3 separate regions of the Homo sapiens genome follow, and regions 1 and 2 are each linked to region 3. A link is an interaction called in ENCODE POLR2A ChIA-PET data of the cell type or tissue named here. Cell type or tissue: GM12878. All regions are shown on one strand. Region 1 overlaps SCD5 (stearoyl-CoA desaturase 5). Region 2 overlaps PLAC8 (placenta associated 8). Region 3 overlaps THAP9 (THAP domain containing 9).

Region 1 (5,000 bases), 110 kb after region 3:
GAGGCGCGCGAAGGGAGAGGCTCGGCACAGGCTGAATCGGCTCCCAGCGAGGGAGGACGGGCGGGCGATTGTGTCACCTCTGCGGTCCCTGGGGCTCTCCTATCCCCCCCATCACCTCCGCGGGTCACGGACCTTGGGGACAGAGATGAGGACAAGTAAGGGAGTTGGACCGGGGAGGAGAGACCCGGCACAGGATAGAGTCTTGGTTTACGCGCACCAGATGGAAGATACCGGTTCCCCTCTTGCCTCTCCAAGGCCCCTGTCCCTGCCCCCTCCGCAATCTTCTATGCCCATTTGCAGTTCTCGGTGAAGTTTCTCGGTGAGCAAACCGATCCCATGGCGAGAGCGGTCTGACCCTAGCACGAAGCTCCGACTGTGGCTGTGCAGAGCCTTCTCCAAACCCTGTTCCCATGTGGCCAGTGGGAACCTGTGGCTCTCCTGGTACCCTCCTTCCGTGCACCCCCACTCCTGCCAGTAGGGAAGGGAGCCCGGGCGCCGACCACCATTCCCCTTCCCCTGGGCCCCAGGGACTGCGTGCCCACCCTACACGACCCCAGTCGTTGATCTTTGAACCACTTCGCAGCCGCCCTGGCCGCAATAACTGGTTTTGGCCTCCTTTACTGAAGCGGCAGTAGCCAGGACAAAAGGCACAGGCATTGATATGCTGAGTGAGAATTTGACGAGGTAATCCAAGATGCCCTTCCAGCTCCCGTTTCCCTGATCTCTAGGGGCGGGCAGGAGAAACACAACCTACTTTTATTTCCAGAGGGGAAGAGGAAGGAAGAAAATAAGACCTCTTTCTACAGGGCTTTTTTGGCATGGTGCCAGCTGCAAATGCCTAGGTAGATAATGGGGCCACTATGGTTCCAAGCCTTCCCTTGAAATCCTGCAGTCCCTGCTCTTGGAAGTAAACCCATCCAGAAGTGGGTACCTCTTAGGGGGTGTGGCTCAGGGAGGGCATAGCAGAGTTGACGGATGGTGAGAGAGGTAGGATCTTTGGGGATCCCTAAAGCCTTTAAAGTCTCCCCAAAGCTCTGGGAAATCTCCTGCTTCATCTTTCCTTCTCTCAGTGCACCTCCTCATTTCTGTGTCCTTTTCACCATCACCTTTATGTGTTGGTTTAATTCTCCAACTGACTGTAGACTGTATGATGTTCAGCTGTTGCTTCATCAACACACTCCGACACTGCCAACCAAAGCCCTTATTGCCCAGAGTTCTCCAACAAGCTCCTCTCTCCCCCCTGCTTCCAGAGGCAGGGCTGGGCTTGGTCCTCAGAGCCTGGTGACCTCTAGGGGATTGAGGCTTATCTTTAATAGCTGTGGTGTTCAGAGAGTGCTCAGGGAAAAGTGAGCACTTAAAATATTATCTTACATGCCTAGGGCTCACTGGCTCCACTTCTTACAGCCTCTGAGCCCCAAGACCCTGGCACTGGACCAGGAGCCACAAGGACAAGGCCCCTCTCTCCAAGTTTGCCAGGTCACCTCTGCCCTTTCCGGACCGCTCTCTGTGGTGAAGATAGAACCTTTGTTCTGAAAGATCTTGGCTTAGAGGACACCTCCCAGGCCCCAGTGTCCTCTAGCTTCCTTAGAGAAGTTAACACACTGAAGGAATCTGGTTTCCCCTTTGTGACTCATGTCCCAAACCCCATTCCATACCTTCCTGGATAAATTCTGCCTGTGCTTCATCTGCTATTTCCTAAGTCTTTTTTTTTTTTTTGAGACAGAGTCTCGCTCTGTCGCCCAGGCTGGAGTGCAGTGGTGCGATCTCGGCTCACCGCAAGCTCCGCCTCCTGGGTTCACACCATTCTCCTGCTTCAGCCTCCCAAGTAGTTGGGATTACAGGTGCCCGCCACCACGCCCGGCTAATTTTTTGTATTTTTAGTAGAGATGGGGTTTCACCGTGTTAGCCAGGATGGTCTCAATCTCCTGACCTCGTGATCCACCCACCTCAGCCTCCTAAACTGCTGGAATTACAGGCGTGAGCCACTGCGCCCGGCCCGTAAGTCTTAATTCTCTCCCCACCTTCATTGCCTCCCTAAAAAAAAAAATAGCAGACAATGGTAGATATTAGAGTTTTAAGGTCCAAAATTGTGACTTAGAAACAGTCCAAACAATGGGTCTTATCTGATGAATAGCTACTGCCTCTGCTGCTTTTTTTTTTTTTTTTTTTTTTTTTTGTGAGACAGGGTCTTGCTGGAGTGCAGTGGCACGATCATAGCTCACTGCAGTCTCAGTCTCCTGGGCTCAAGCAATGCTCCCACCGCAGCCTCCCAAGTAGCTGGGACTACAGGTGTGCACCACCACACCTGGCTATTTTCTTTTTCATTTTTTTGTAGAGATGGGGGTCTCACCATGTTGCCCAGGCCGGTCTTGAATTCCTGGGCTCAAGCAGTCCTCCCAAAGTACTGGGATTACAGGCGTGAGCCACTGTACCCAGTCTCATGAATAGCTTTTGAGGGAAGAAATGAGGGACAATCAGAGACCAGCTAAGATCAGCTGTGCTGATGGCTAGGCTACATAGTAAGCAGAGGGACGAGGCAGACCACTGACTCAGGGTTATTTTCAGTGAAAGCCCTGGTGCCTTGATCCACAAATTTCCCCCCACTGAAGGCCCTTTTTCACCACCTCCCTACTGGTTATGTGTAGCATTAGGGCCAAGTTCATGCCCCAGTGGGCTGCTCATGCACTTCAAGGACCTGACTTGTAGAGGAAATAGGCTTAGCCTGTCCATTGCTTGCCACCCTCCACACCAGATGAGGTTGTGCTGGAAACAAGAGGCATCTATGCAGTGCACCCAGCAGGGGATGTGTTGGATGTGCAGTGTGCAGAGAGTAATTTGTGTGGTGGTAAAATGTCATCCGTGAAAGAGCCATCAAATTGTTAGTTCATCAAGTTGTTAGTTCTCCTTGGGGCCAGAGCATGTTGTTTTCCCTTTTTATCCTTTTCGTTTTATGAGTGGGCAGGCTGTCAGGACAGAATGCTCTTGGTGCCCCCAGGTCCTCAGCAATGCGTTCATGACTTTCAAGGACAGAAAGCGGCCGGGCATGGTGGCTCACGCCTATAATCCCAGCAGTTTGGGAGGCCGAGGCGGGCTGATCACAAGGTCAGGAGATCGAGACCATCCTCGCTAACACGGTGAAACCCCATCTCTACTAAAAAAAATACAAAAATTAGCCGGGCGTGGTGGTGGGCACCTGTAGTCCCAGCTACTCGGGAGGCTGAGGCAGGAGAATGGCGTGAACCTGGGAGGTGGAGCTTGCAGGGAGCCGAGATTGCGCCACTGCACTCCAGCCTAGGCGACAGAGTGAGACTCCGTCTCAAAAAAAAAAAAAAAAATGGACAGAATGCAAACTCCAACTAGAGGAAAAACCTGCATCTGAAGGCTTGAGCTCACAAAAATGCCTGCTTGAGAGTTTCTGGCCAAAGGGACAGTTAGTCAATGCCCTGAATCCCAAGATGGGTAGAGCAGGGAGTGAGGCCTTGCAGTTACTGTGTGGACGTGTGAGTCCTGGGGCTGCTTCCCAGCGGAGCCTCCCCTGATGGCCTCCAGACATCTGGCTGTTGGCTCCCAGAAACATCAAGGCCTTTTCTGTTTTTTCCCTAAATGTCATCCGAGTCCCCTAAATGTGTCCCATAGTGACATCATGACTCTTTTCCTCATGAGATAACTTCAGTGACAGCACCAGGCATGCAAAGCAGTAATTTTCCCTGTTTCCTTTGATAGATCAGCCATCCTTCTATCCTGTCTTGGCGCAAACGTGACCATTGTTAAGGCAGATATAGCGTTCTCTGGTGCCCTGCTGGGTTCTTGGAGCATCTGTACCATCCTGAGTGGGATTCAGCATATGGCAAGGAAACTGAGAAGTGGTGGAGATTAACAAGGCAGTGTGGGGTGATGGGATGGTCAGTAGAAGCTGGGGCTTGGAAGGCACTGGTCCACCAGTCACATTCTGAAATTTGCCCAAAGATGAGCTGTCTTCCGTTGGGCATCGGGTAGTCTGTACCTGGTCCTGATGTCTTCATTGGGTTGTGCTTCTTTTCCATCAAGTCCCTCAGGTTGTTGAGGACCCCCAAGAATGCATGGTCATGGACTTCTGTCTTGCCCCAAGGTTTTCTAGAGTAAGCAAGGCTCAGTAGACAGGCAGATCTGAATGTGAATCCCTGCTCTTCTACTTACTTACCAGCTGAATGGCCTTGGACAAATTTACATCTCTGAAGCAGTTTTCTCACCTTTAAAATGGATATATTAATACTGTTTGTTCCTAAAGTTGTGAGAATCAAATTAGATGATATGTGTAAATCACTGAGCACAGTGCCTGGCTCTTGGTTGGTGTTAATTATTCACTGTCATTATTATTGGTCCTAATACTGGCCCCTTTTCTTTAGCAGAAGAAAAAAAAGTCTTCCGGCAGCGCAATAAATTCCACAAAGATGGCACAGAACTTGGCTTCACAGCCTCTCTTGCATAGAAAAGATAGATTTGGCTTTGGAAATAAGGGCTCTTTCTCAACGTTCCAAAGAGAGATGAACACAAATCCCTTCTGTGCTTCCTCCCTCCTTCATGCCCTTCTCTTTCATTCCATCTTCCTCCTGTTTTCCTCCAAAAGATCATTGTTTTGTAGCTGGGATCTTTTTGTTCAGCTGACAACTCAGCTGGTCTTGAGCGTTTTCTTTGGGATTTTTGAGCACAGCCAGTTACAATTGCTACAGAAACAGGGCCACATCATTTCTTTGAATCTCTTAGAGTCTCAGTTTTGACTTTTCTCCCTCCCTCTTCCTTTGACTCATCATTTAAAAAACTTTAATGCTCAATTAAACTACTAAAAATCTAAGAAAAGTGAATGACTCTTCCTTTCAAACGTTGTAATTCCAAGCCCATTGTTGTTACAACTCTTGCATTTTTAACAAATGGGCAAGCATTAAGAGCCTTACCCAAGCCTGGATTGCAGCTAGACCCGAAAGAATAGAGTGTGCTTTTGCTGGCTCTAATAGTCCCAACAA
Region 2 (5,000 bases), 200 kb before region 3:
AACCCTGTTACGGCTTTATCAACTAAGCTTATGGAATATTCTCAATCCTTTGTTGTTATTTCAACCATGGTCACAGCATCTTCACCAGGAGTTGATTCCATCTCAAGAAACCACTTTCTTTCTTTCTTTCTTTCTTTGTTGAGATGGAGTCTCACTCTGTTGCCAGGCTGGAGTGCAGTGGTGAGATCTCGGCTCACTGCAACCTCCGCCTCCCAGGTTCAAGCGATTCTCCTGCCTCATCCTCCCGAGTAGCTGAGATTACAGGTACCCGCCACCGTGCCCAGCTAATTTTTGTATTTTTAGTAGAGACAGGGTTTCACCATGTTGGCCAGGATGGTCTTGATCTCTTGACCTTGTGATCCGCCCGCCTCGGCCTCCCACAGTGCTGGGATTACAGGCAGAAGCCACCGCGCCCAGCCTCAAGAAATAGCTTTCTTTTTTTTTTTTTTAAAGGGAGTCTTGCTCTGTCACCCAGGCTGGAGTGCAGTGGCGCCATCTCGGCTCACTGCAAGCTCCGCCTCCCAGATTCACGCCATTCTCCTGCCTCGGCCTCCTGAGTAGCTGGGATTACAGGTGCCCGCCACTACGCCCGGCTAATTTTTTGTATTTTTAGTAGAGACGGGGTTTCACCGTGTTAGCCAGTATTGTCTCAATCTCCTGACCTCATGATCCGCCCGCCTCGGCCTCCCAAGGTGTTGGGATTACAGGCGTGAGCCACCGCGCCCGGCCAAGAAACAGCTTTCTTTGCTCATCCATAAGAAGTAGCTCCTCAAGTTTTATCATGAGATTGCAGCAATTCAGTGACATCTTTAGGATCCATTTCTAATTCTAGTTCTCTTGCTATTTCTACCACATCTGTAGTTACTTTCTCTACTGAAGTCTTGAACACCTCAAAGTCATCCATGAGGGATAGAATCAACTTCTTCCAATCTCCTTTACTGTTGATATTTTGATCTCCCCCCAGGAATCATGAATGTTTTTCTGTTTTGTTTTTTGAGACAGGGTCTCACTCTGTCACCCAGGCTGGAGTGCAGTGGCGCCGTCTCGGCTCACTGCAGCCTTCCCCTCCCAGGTTCAAGCAATTCTCCCACCTCAGCCTCCTGAGTACCTGGGGCTATAGATGTGCAGCATCACACCCAGTTAATTTTTTATTTTTATTTTTTGGTAGAGATGGGTTTTTACCATGTTGGCCAGGCTGGTCTCGAAACTCCTGACCTCAAGTGATCCGCCTGCCTTGGCCTCCCTAAGTGCTGAGATTACAGCTGTGAGCCACCACACCTGGCCAGGAATCATGAATGTTCTTAATGAAACCTAAAATTATTAATCATTTCCACAAGATTTTCAATTTATTTTCCCTAGATCCATCAGAGGTATCACTGTCTATGGCAGCTACAGCCTTCAAAAGTGTTTTTTTTTTTAAATAATAAGACTTGAAAATCAAAATTACTCCTTGATTGGCTGCAGAATAGGTGTTCTTTTAGAAGGCATGAAAATAACATTAATCTCTTTGTATGTCTTCATCAGAGTTCTTGGATGTCTAGGTACATTGTTAGTGAACAGTAATATTTTGAAAATAATCTTTCTTTGTGAGTATAGGTTTCAGTTGTGGGCTTAATATTTGGTAAACAATGCTGTCAACACGTGCTGTCATCAGGTTTTGTGGTTCCATTTATAGAGCACAGGCAGATTTAGCATAATTATTTTTTTTTCTCATGGGGTAGGGGAAAGAAAAGTGATTAGAATAATTCTTAAGGGCTCTAGGATTTTGCAAATAGTAAATGAGCATTGGCTTCAACTTAAAGTCACCAGTTGCATTATCTCCTAACAAGAGAGTCAGCCTGTCTTTGGCACCTTTGAATACAGGCACGGACTTCTCCTTTCTAACTTTGAATTTCCTTGATGGCATCTTCTTCCAATAAGGCTGTTTCATTTTCATTGAAAATCTGTTTTTTAGCGTAGCCACCTTAATCAATTATCTTAGCTAGGCCTTCTGGATAACTTGCCACACCTTCTCCATCAGCACTTGCTGCTTCGCCTTGTGCTTTTATGTTACGGAGAAGACATCTTTCCTTAAACCTCATGAAGCAACCTCTTTTAGCTTCAGACTTTTCTTTTGCAGCTTTCTTTTTTGTTGTTGTTTTTGTTTTTGTTTTGAGATGCAGTCTCGCTCTGTCGTCAGGCTGGAGTGCAGTGGGGCACGATCTTGGCTCACTGCAAACTCTGCCTCCCGGGTTCAAGCGATTCTCCTGCCTCAGCCTCGCCAGTAGCTGGGATTACAGGCCCGTGCCGCCACACCCAGCTAATTTTTTTGTATTTTTAGTAGAGACGGGATTTCACCATGTTGGTCAGGATGGTCTCAATCTCCTGACCTCGTGATCTGCCCAACTCGGCCTCCCAAAGTGCTGGGATTATAGGCATGAGCCACCACGCCCAGCTTCTTCTGCAGCTTTGTCTCTCTTATCCTTCATAGAACCCGAAGAGCACTGGGGCCTTGCTGTGGATTAGGCTTTGACTTATGGGAATGTTGTGGCTGGTTTGGTCTCCTATCCAGACCACTCAAACTTTCTCCAGATTAGCAATAAGGTTGTTTTGCTTTCCTATCATTTTTATGTTCACCGGAGTAGCATGTTTAATTTCCTTCAAGAACTTTTCCACTGCATTCACAACTTGGCTAACCATTTGGCACAAGAGGACTAGCTTTCAGCCTCTCTCTGGTTTCAATATGTTTTTCTCACTAAGCTTAATTATTTCTAGCTTTTGATTTAAGTAGGAGATATGTGACTCTTCCTTTCATTTGAACATTTAGAGGCCATTGTAGGGTTATTGGTTGACCTAATTTCAGTATTGTTGTGTCTCAGGGAATAGAGAGGCCCAAGGAGAGGAAGAGAGATAGGAGAACAGAACAGCTGGTCAGTGGAGCAGTCAGAATACACACATTTATCAATTAAATTTGCTGTCGGTATTAGTCCGTTCTCGCATTGCTATAAAGAAGTACCTGAGGCTGGGTAACTTATAAAGAAAAGGTTCTCGCATTGCTATAAAGAAGTACCTGAGACTGGGTAATTTATAAAGAAAAGAGGTTTAATTGGCTCATGGTTCCACAGGCTGTACAGGAAGCATAGTGGCATCTGCTTCTAGGGAGACCTGTGGAAGCTTACAATTATGGCAGAAAGCAAAGGGGGAGCCAGCACTTCACATGACTGGAGCAGGAGGAAGGGAGACAGAGGTGCTACACATTTTTTTTTTTTTTTTTGAGATGGAGTCTCGCTCTGTCACCCAGGCTGGAGTGCAGTGGCACGATCTTGGCTCACTGCAAGCTCCACCTCCTGGGTTCACGCCATTCTCCTGCCTCAGCCTCCCAAGTAGCTGGGACTACAGGAGCCCGCCACCACGCCTGGCTATTTTTTTGTATTTTTAGTAGAGACGGGGTTCCACCGTCTAGGCAGGATGTTAGGCAAGATGGTCTCGATCTCCTGACCTTGTGATCTGCCCGCCTCGCGCGCCCGGCAGTTTTTTGTTTTTTTTTTTTGAGACAGAGTCTCGCTCTGTCACCAGGCTGGAGTGCAGTGGTATGATCTCGTCTCACTGCAACCTCTGCCTCCCAGGTTCAAGCAATTTTCCTGCCTCAGCCTCCTGAGTAGCTGGGAGTACGGGTGTGCGTCACCACACCCATCTAATTTTTTTTTTTTTTTGTATTTTTAGTAGAGATGGGGTTTCACCATGTTGGCCAGGATGGTCTAGATTTCTTGACCCTGTGATCCGCCTGCCTTGGCCTTCCAAAGTGCTGGGATTACAGGTGTGAGCCACCATGCCCAGCCTCTGCTACACACTTTTAAACAACCAGATCTCACGAGAACTCACGCACTATTGGAACACAGTACTAAAGGGAAAATCTGCTGCTATGATCCAGTCACCTCCCACCAGGCCCCACCTCCAACATTGGGGATTACATTTGATGTGAGATTTGGGTGGGGACAACATCCAAACTATATCACCATCTTATATGGATGGGTGCAGTTCATGGTGCCCCAAAATAAATAGTAACATCAAACTCTTAATGATCACAGGTGGCCATAACAGATATAATAAGAATGAAAAAAATTGAAATATTGCAAGAATTTCCAAACTGTGACACAGAGACATGAAGTGAGCACACGCTATTGGAAAAAATGGCACCCTTAGACTTGCTTGATGCAGGGTTGCCACAAACCTTCAATTTGTAAATGCAGTGAGCCAAGATTGCATCATTGTACTCCAGCCTGGACAAGAATGAAACTCCATCTCAAAAAAAAAAAAAGTTATAGCTGATTATAAAATCATCTTTTAAAGAGGACCAAAGTGAGAAAACAATTGTCTGTGGATGACAAAAACATTTTAGGGCAGCCACAGTTAAAGGCACAATTGACAAGGAAATTTACTTCTGTGGCACACAGTCATTTAACATAATAATTATAATTATTATTGTTAACATATACTAAGTCATATTAGAATTATAGCAGTTTTATATAATTTTGGAACATACACCAATAACACATTTACACAAATATAGACCAAAGAAAGTCATTTGATATTTGACAATGCTTCCTGTATGATTTTTGTACCAAATAAGCCATTTTGAGACTTTAGAGGACCTAATATCTAAATATTAGGTTAGAAAGAGACATAATTTATAATTTGATTTTGGAAAGCTTGTCAAATATCAAAGGTTTAAAACACCAGATATCACAAAATAGAATCCCAAGTCACCATAAGTCATTCATTTGGCAAAAATAACTCAAAAAAATTAAAAAAAAAAAAACCTTTATTCTGATAGAGGAGACTTAGCTTTCCAAACAAGACTCAATGAAGATAGCATGAAGCCAGCTGAATCTGTCTCTTCTTTCTGTCCTCCTTTTTTTCCCTGCCATTTACCCAAAGGAGAAAACAAAACTCTTTCATTATCTTTTAACATTACATAAAAATCATCTTTGAAAGAGAAAACCAAATTTCATGTTTGCATT
Region 3 (5,000 bases):
TATCTGAGGGTGAAAATTAGATATGAAAAACATTTCTGGGGATAGGGTACTATTCAGACTGAACAGACCATCTTGCCTAATATCAAGAGAAAAAAAAAAAATTCTGTTCCTGGTGGGGATTCCTATTTATGACCTCTAGTCCCCTCTTGGAAAAACATAAAATATTCATCTCCTTTGGAGATAGCTACTCTTTTCTAAAAAGAGGACACATTTCTCTTTTCCTAGAATGTAAATCCAAATCTCTGCTGCTTTCATCAAAGAACAAGTTGGCAATTTTTATTTTGCCCTTCTTCAAAGATCTTAGTTCACTCTAAAGAGGACTAGGTAGCCTTTCCATGGGTTTATAGTCTACTCTATAGAATATTTTAGAAAAAAATGTGGAGATACACAATTTCCAAGCTCAAAGAAATTCTGCAAACTAGTACAACTCTACTGCAAAAAGACTTTGGTAAAATTATGTAGCAGTTAAAACTGTTTATAATGAATTTGCAGTAGCAAATGGGTAAGAGCTACTACAAAAAGTGATAAGTGCAGAACAGAAAATGGTATAAACCATATGGTTTCATCTCTGGGTAGTGGGATTAACATTATTTTAATTACTTAAATATTTCTTTGCTTTTCCTATAATAAATGTTACTTTTATAACTGGAAAACCATAAGATACAAAAGAATTTTGGTGATTAATTTTCATTCTTCTTAAGCTACTGAGACTTTCACTTCCCAACTGAAAGCATGTTTTCATAGGCAAGAACAAAATAAATACTTAATGGTACCTCAGAAAAATAGCTATTTTTGTAAATACTACAGGTTACTAGGGGGAAGTACCTGAAAATTGAGCTCGTAGCAGACACTCTGTTTCTTCAGAAAGTAGTTTCTCTTCTACAAGTGCATCAATTAATCGTAAACCCTTTCTCTTCTTGATCATCCTGTAGTTCTTTACGGAGATAAGTCTTTTTTTGGACACTTGTAACATTTGTTGCACCTCAGCCAGTTTCTCTGCACCTATCGTCAAAGGTGTCTTTAAACTATAGTTATGGTCCTCAGTAGCAACTTCTTGAGAATTGTCTGGAAGAGGTTGTTTTAGGATTTTTTGTCTTGCTTTACCTTTAAGATGTACACCTTGAGGAATCTATGACAGATATATAAAATTAAAGTTATTTTAGAAATAATCACATAGAAGAGTATCTGTAAAAATACCCTAAATACAAAGCACTAATCTGGTTGCTGTGGAGAGTTAGTTAGGAAAGAAAAGGTCATAATCTCTGAATGTTTTAATGTATAGTTTATAGGGTAATATAAACAGGCTTTTTTTTTTTGCACTACACAGAAATATTAATATGATGTTGAAAGTTTCTGAAATAAAGTAACTAGAGAAAGGTGGTAGTAAACTGGGATGGCTTCATGGAAGTGAGTTTTAAGCAGTTCTTAGAAGGTACAATAACATGGTTAATGAAGGTGACAGAGAAGTTATTTGTGCAAAAAAGAAGGCATAGTGGACAGTGCATGGCTTTGGAATTAAGACTGACCTGGGTTTGAATCTTAGCTCCCTCAATTAGCTGTCACATAAGCTCTACAATCCCTTGTGTCCTCATCTGTAAAATGTGGATAATAATACAGGATTCTTTTGAAGATACAATATAAGAATTTATGTAAATCTCCTAGTACAATGCCTGGACCATTGTAGCTCTCAACACATGGCAGCCATTATTGATTTTACACAAAAGTATGAAAGCAAGCAAATTTATCACATATATAGTAAGTATATATGGTTTGAAAAGATAATTCAGGACAGTTAAAAATGTACAAATCAGTTAATAGGAAGCTCTTGGGACTTGGTGAGTTTGAATTTGACACCAACTAAATACTTCCGAATAGGGGAATGAGATAAACCAATACTGGAAGAAGGAGACTGACGATTAAGAGGAAAGTAAGGCTAGTGTCAGAATAGAACAGTTAGGTGACTATCACAGACTGTGCAGAAAGTGAAAGCCCATGTGTCAGAGTTGTGGTTAAGGGGTAAAAGGATAAAATAAAAACAGTCATAGGAAACAGAAGAATATCATACCAATACTGGTGACTCACTCATAGAAAGTTTCATTATTTCCCACATACTTCCTGTATCAATGTTAATAATTAGGTATATTTTTGATCAAGATAAATAACATTATTAGGAGGAACCAAAAAACATAGATAATTTCAAAGTACTATGAAAGCTGTCTCATACTTAACAAAAGCCTGTATTCTAAGGCTATTTATATCTACCAGTTGATTTTTGCAATTGGTTAGTAACCTTTATATATATCTAGACAAATGATTTGCATTTATATAGTTTTTTAAAAGCTCCAGAACAAATGCTAATATATATAATTTTTTTTTTAAATTTTCAAAGCATTTAAAATCTATTACTGGATTTAAGACTTGGGTTTTTTTGTCTGCAAATTCTAGCTATAATGGGGGCTATCTTGATTTTTAAAGGCTCTGTAAATTTTCATTTTGTTGACTTACACCTACATTTAAATACCTTGTATAGAGAAACAGAAGGCACAGCTCCTTTTTTCAGCTTTCTTCTTATGCCATATGACTCAAAGTCACTTTCTTGAAAATGTTTGGAACACAGTATAGCACCTGGTCCTGGAATCCAAATCTTTTTGCTTCTGGGGTCCACACGATTAACAGCCCTGATCCATTTTGAGCGCTGTATGGTATCAGTTGGAAATCTATGACAATCACATTAAAGTTCCATTAACATGAAAACATTATAGTACTATTACAGTAGTATTTATTATATAAACCCATCTATTATTTTACTGCTTTATAGAAACATAAAGCCAAGTGAATTAAAAGTTTAATTTACTTAGTTCATTTTTCAAAGTTCTTTGATTTTTTTTAATCCAAAGGTTCAATATCTGATTTTTCTTTGTCAATCATAGAGGGGCAATTCCCATATTAAAAATCCTACTATATTTTGTCTTCACTTCCTACACTTAATAGAATTTGCTCAAATTTAAATGGTTAAAGAATATATGCATCTTTTCCTTTCCTGTAGTGATTTTAAACTATTTGGTACTCTTCCTTTTAAGAAGTGAAGCCTGGCTGGGTGCAGTGGCTCATGCCTGTAATCCCAGCACTTTGGGAGGCTGAGGCGGGAGGATCAGCAGTCAGGAGTTCAAGACCAGCCTGGACAACATGGTGAAACCCCGTCTCTACTAAACATATAAAAAATTAGCCGGACGTGGTGGCGGGTGCCTGTAATCCCAGCTACTGGGGAGGCTGAGGCAGGAGAATCTCTTGAATCCGGAGGTGGAGGCTGCAGTGAGCCGAGATCGCACCATTACACTCCAGCCTGGGCAACAAGAGTGAAACTCCGTAACAAAAAAAAAAAAAAAAAAAAAAAGGGGGAGCCTAATTCCCCTCCCCTTGAGTGAGTATGGGCTAGAGTTAGTGATTTGCTAAGGAATGGAAAAAGAACATGTGACAGTAAGTGACCACAGACTACGTCATAAAGGAACAAGCTTTCCTCCTTGCTCTCTGTAGAGAATGGTTTGCTCTGTGGTAAGGTATCTGGCATGTTATAAAGCAGTCCTGTGGAGAAAACTAGTTGGTGAGGAACTGAGGCCTCCAGTCAAAGGCCATGTTGAGTTAGTCTTTTTGAAAGCAGGTGACTTCAGCCTTCAGATGAGTGCAATCTTATGAGATACTGTAACATCGAGCTACACTCCTGAATTCCTGACCCTCAGAAATGTGTGAGATAAAAATGTTTATACTGAATTTTGAGGTAACTTGTTATGCAGCAGTAGAAAACAAGACAAGTATATTTACTATATTGTTTTTTCATGTTTAAAGGCACTACTTTTTCCTAGCCTTGATTATAAAAATTACCTTGCATTTATTTATTTTTCAATCCAAGCCAAATTATGTTTAGAAACTTGTCGGCCAGGCGTGGTGGCTCACGCCTGTAATCCCAACACTTTGGGAGGCCGAGGCGGGCGGATCACTTGAGGTCAGGAGTTCAAGACCAGCCTGGACAACATGGTGAAACCCTGTCTCTAATAAAAATACAAAAATTAGCCGGGCCTGGTGGCTCCCACCTGTAATCCCAGCTACTAGGGAGGCTGAGGCAGGAGAATCGCTTGAACCTGGGAGGCAAAGTTGCAGTGAGCCAAGATAGTGCCACTGCACTCCAGCCTGGGCGACAGCAAGATTTCATCTCAAAAAAGAAAAGAAAAAGAAACTTGTGAAATTAACACAATAAAAAGCACAAAACTACTCTTTCTGCCCCTTCTTCTTTGACGTTATCTTAGAGACAGACTTATAGGTAACTATGCTTTTTGTGTATTTTAATTTAGACTTTAAAACACATAGTTACTAGAACTGAGATTGGTATAAATTTTATTTCTCAGCTAAATGCTACAAAAATATAGCAGCATGGTAAAACATAATTCTGATATGCTCTCTAAATCACCTTGAGAAAGAACTCTGAATTGGAAAACCTGTATTTAAGCTTCAGTGACCTTCTACCAGCTATATGGTATTAGACACATCTCTCAATCTTAGAACTTCCTCACAGGGCTGTAGTAAGAGTGTATGAGGCTACAAATGTATTCAAAATCACTTTGTAAACTGTAAAGTACTATCCAAAGTTCGATCTTTCCTAAGAACAACTAATTCCATTTCTGGGATTATAATTTTATTGTTCTAAGAAGATGATGATACTTGATCAAGGGCAAATGAACAGGGAATTCTTTTTCCAATAAAGTTGGGGCAAATCTATCTTTTTTCACTGAGTTCTTTTCTAACTCATGGAACATATTTTGCAAGGGAGCTTTTCCACAGATTGGGTATAGTCTCTAAACGTGCAAGGAACCCTCAAAAGTTGGCTGGTCCAACAACTTCTATTACTAGCGTGGTCCTCTGATGCAAAGCTTCCCAACAGGTATGCCTAGTGAGTACAGCTGTTGATATTCTTAGTCCATGGGGTGGGCTGGGACACCTGAGTAGTT

What was found. ChIA-PET counts read pairs that join two places held together with the same protein. Peaks named below come from ENCODE experiments on the same cell type or tissue, not always from the same donor. Only the 100,000 strongest peaks of a DNase experiment are listed, where the experiment ranks them.
Region 1: POLR2A ChIA-PET joins it to region 3 with 5 read pairs; 4 of 35 experiments call an interaction of 5 or more read pairs at or near these places.
Region 2: POLR2A ChIA-PET joins it to region 3 with 5 read pairs; 7 of 35 experiments call an interaction of 5 or more read pairs at or near these places.

What each region holds. Positions count from the first base shown.
Region 1 is chr4:82,792,986-82,797,985 of GRCh38, reverse strand. All of the region lies in intron 1 of SCD5 (stearoyl-CoA desaturase 5), which reads left to right. Among named protein-coding and RNA genes, the nearest start is that of SCD5, 3.3 kb to the left of the region's middle. RefSeq lists an enhancer at 443-964. In GM12878, no CTCF peak of the experiment used is centred here; no DNase peak of the experiment used is centred here; H3K4me3 peaks cover 783 bases.
Region 2 is chr4:83,098,534-83,103,533 of GRCh38, reverse strand. The region is part of intron 3 of PLAC8 (placenta associated 8); the gene reads left to right. Among named protein-coding and RNA genes, the nearest start is that of PLAC8, 14 kb to the left of the region's middle. In GM12878, no CTCF peak of the experiment used is centred here; no DNase peak of the experiment used is centred here.
Region 3 is chr4:82,902,453-82,907,452 of GRCh38, reverse strand. It overlaps THAP9 (THAP domain containing 9), which reads right to left. Exons shown (of 5, transcript NM_024672.6): 2 at 2,522-2,717; 3 at 826-1,129. Among named protein-coding and RNA genes, the nearest start is that of THAP9-AS1, 4.0 kb to the right of the region's middle. In GM12878, no CTCF peak of the experiment used is centred here; DNase peaks (open chromatin) are centred at 887, 1,982 and 3,547; H3K4me3 peaks cover 278 bases; H3K27ac peaks cover 486 bases.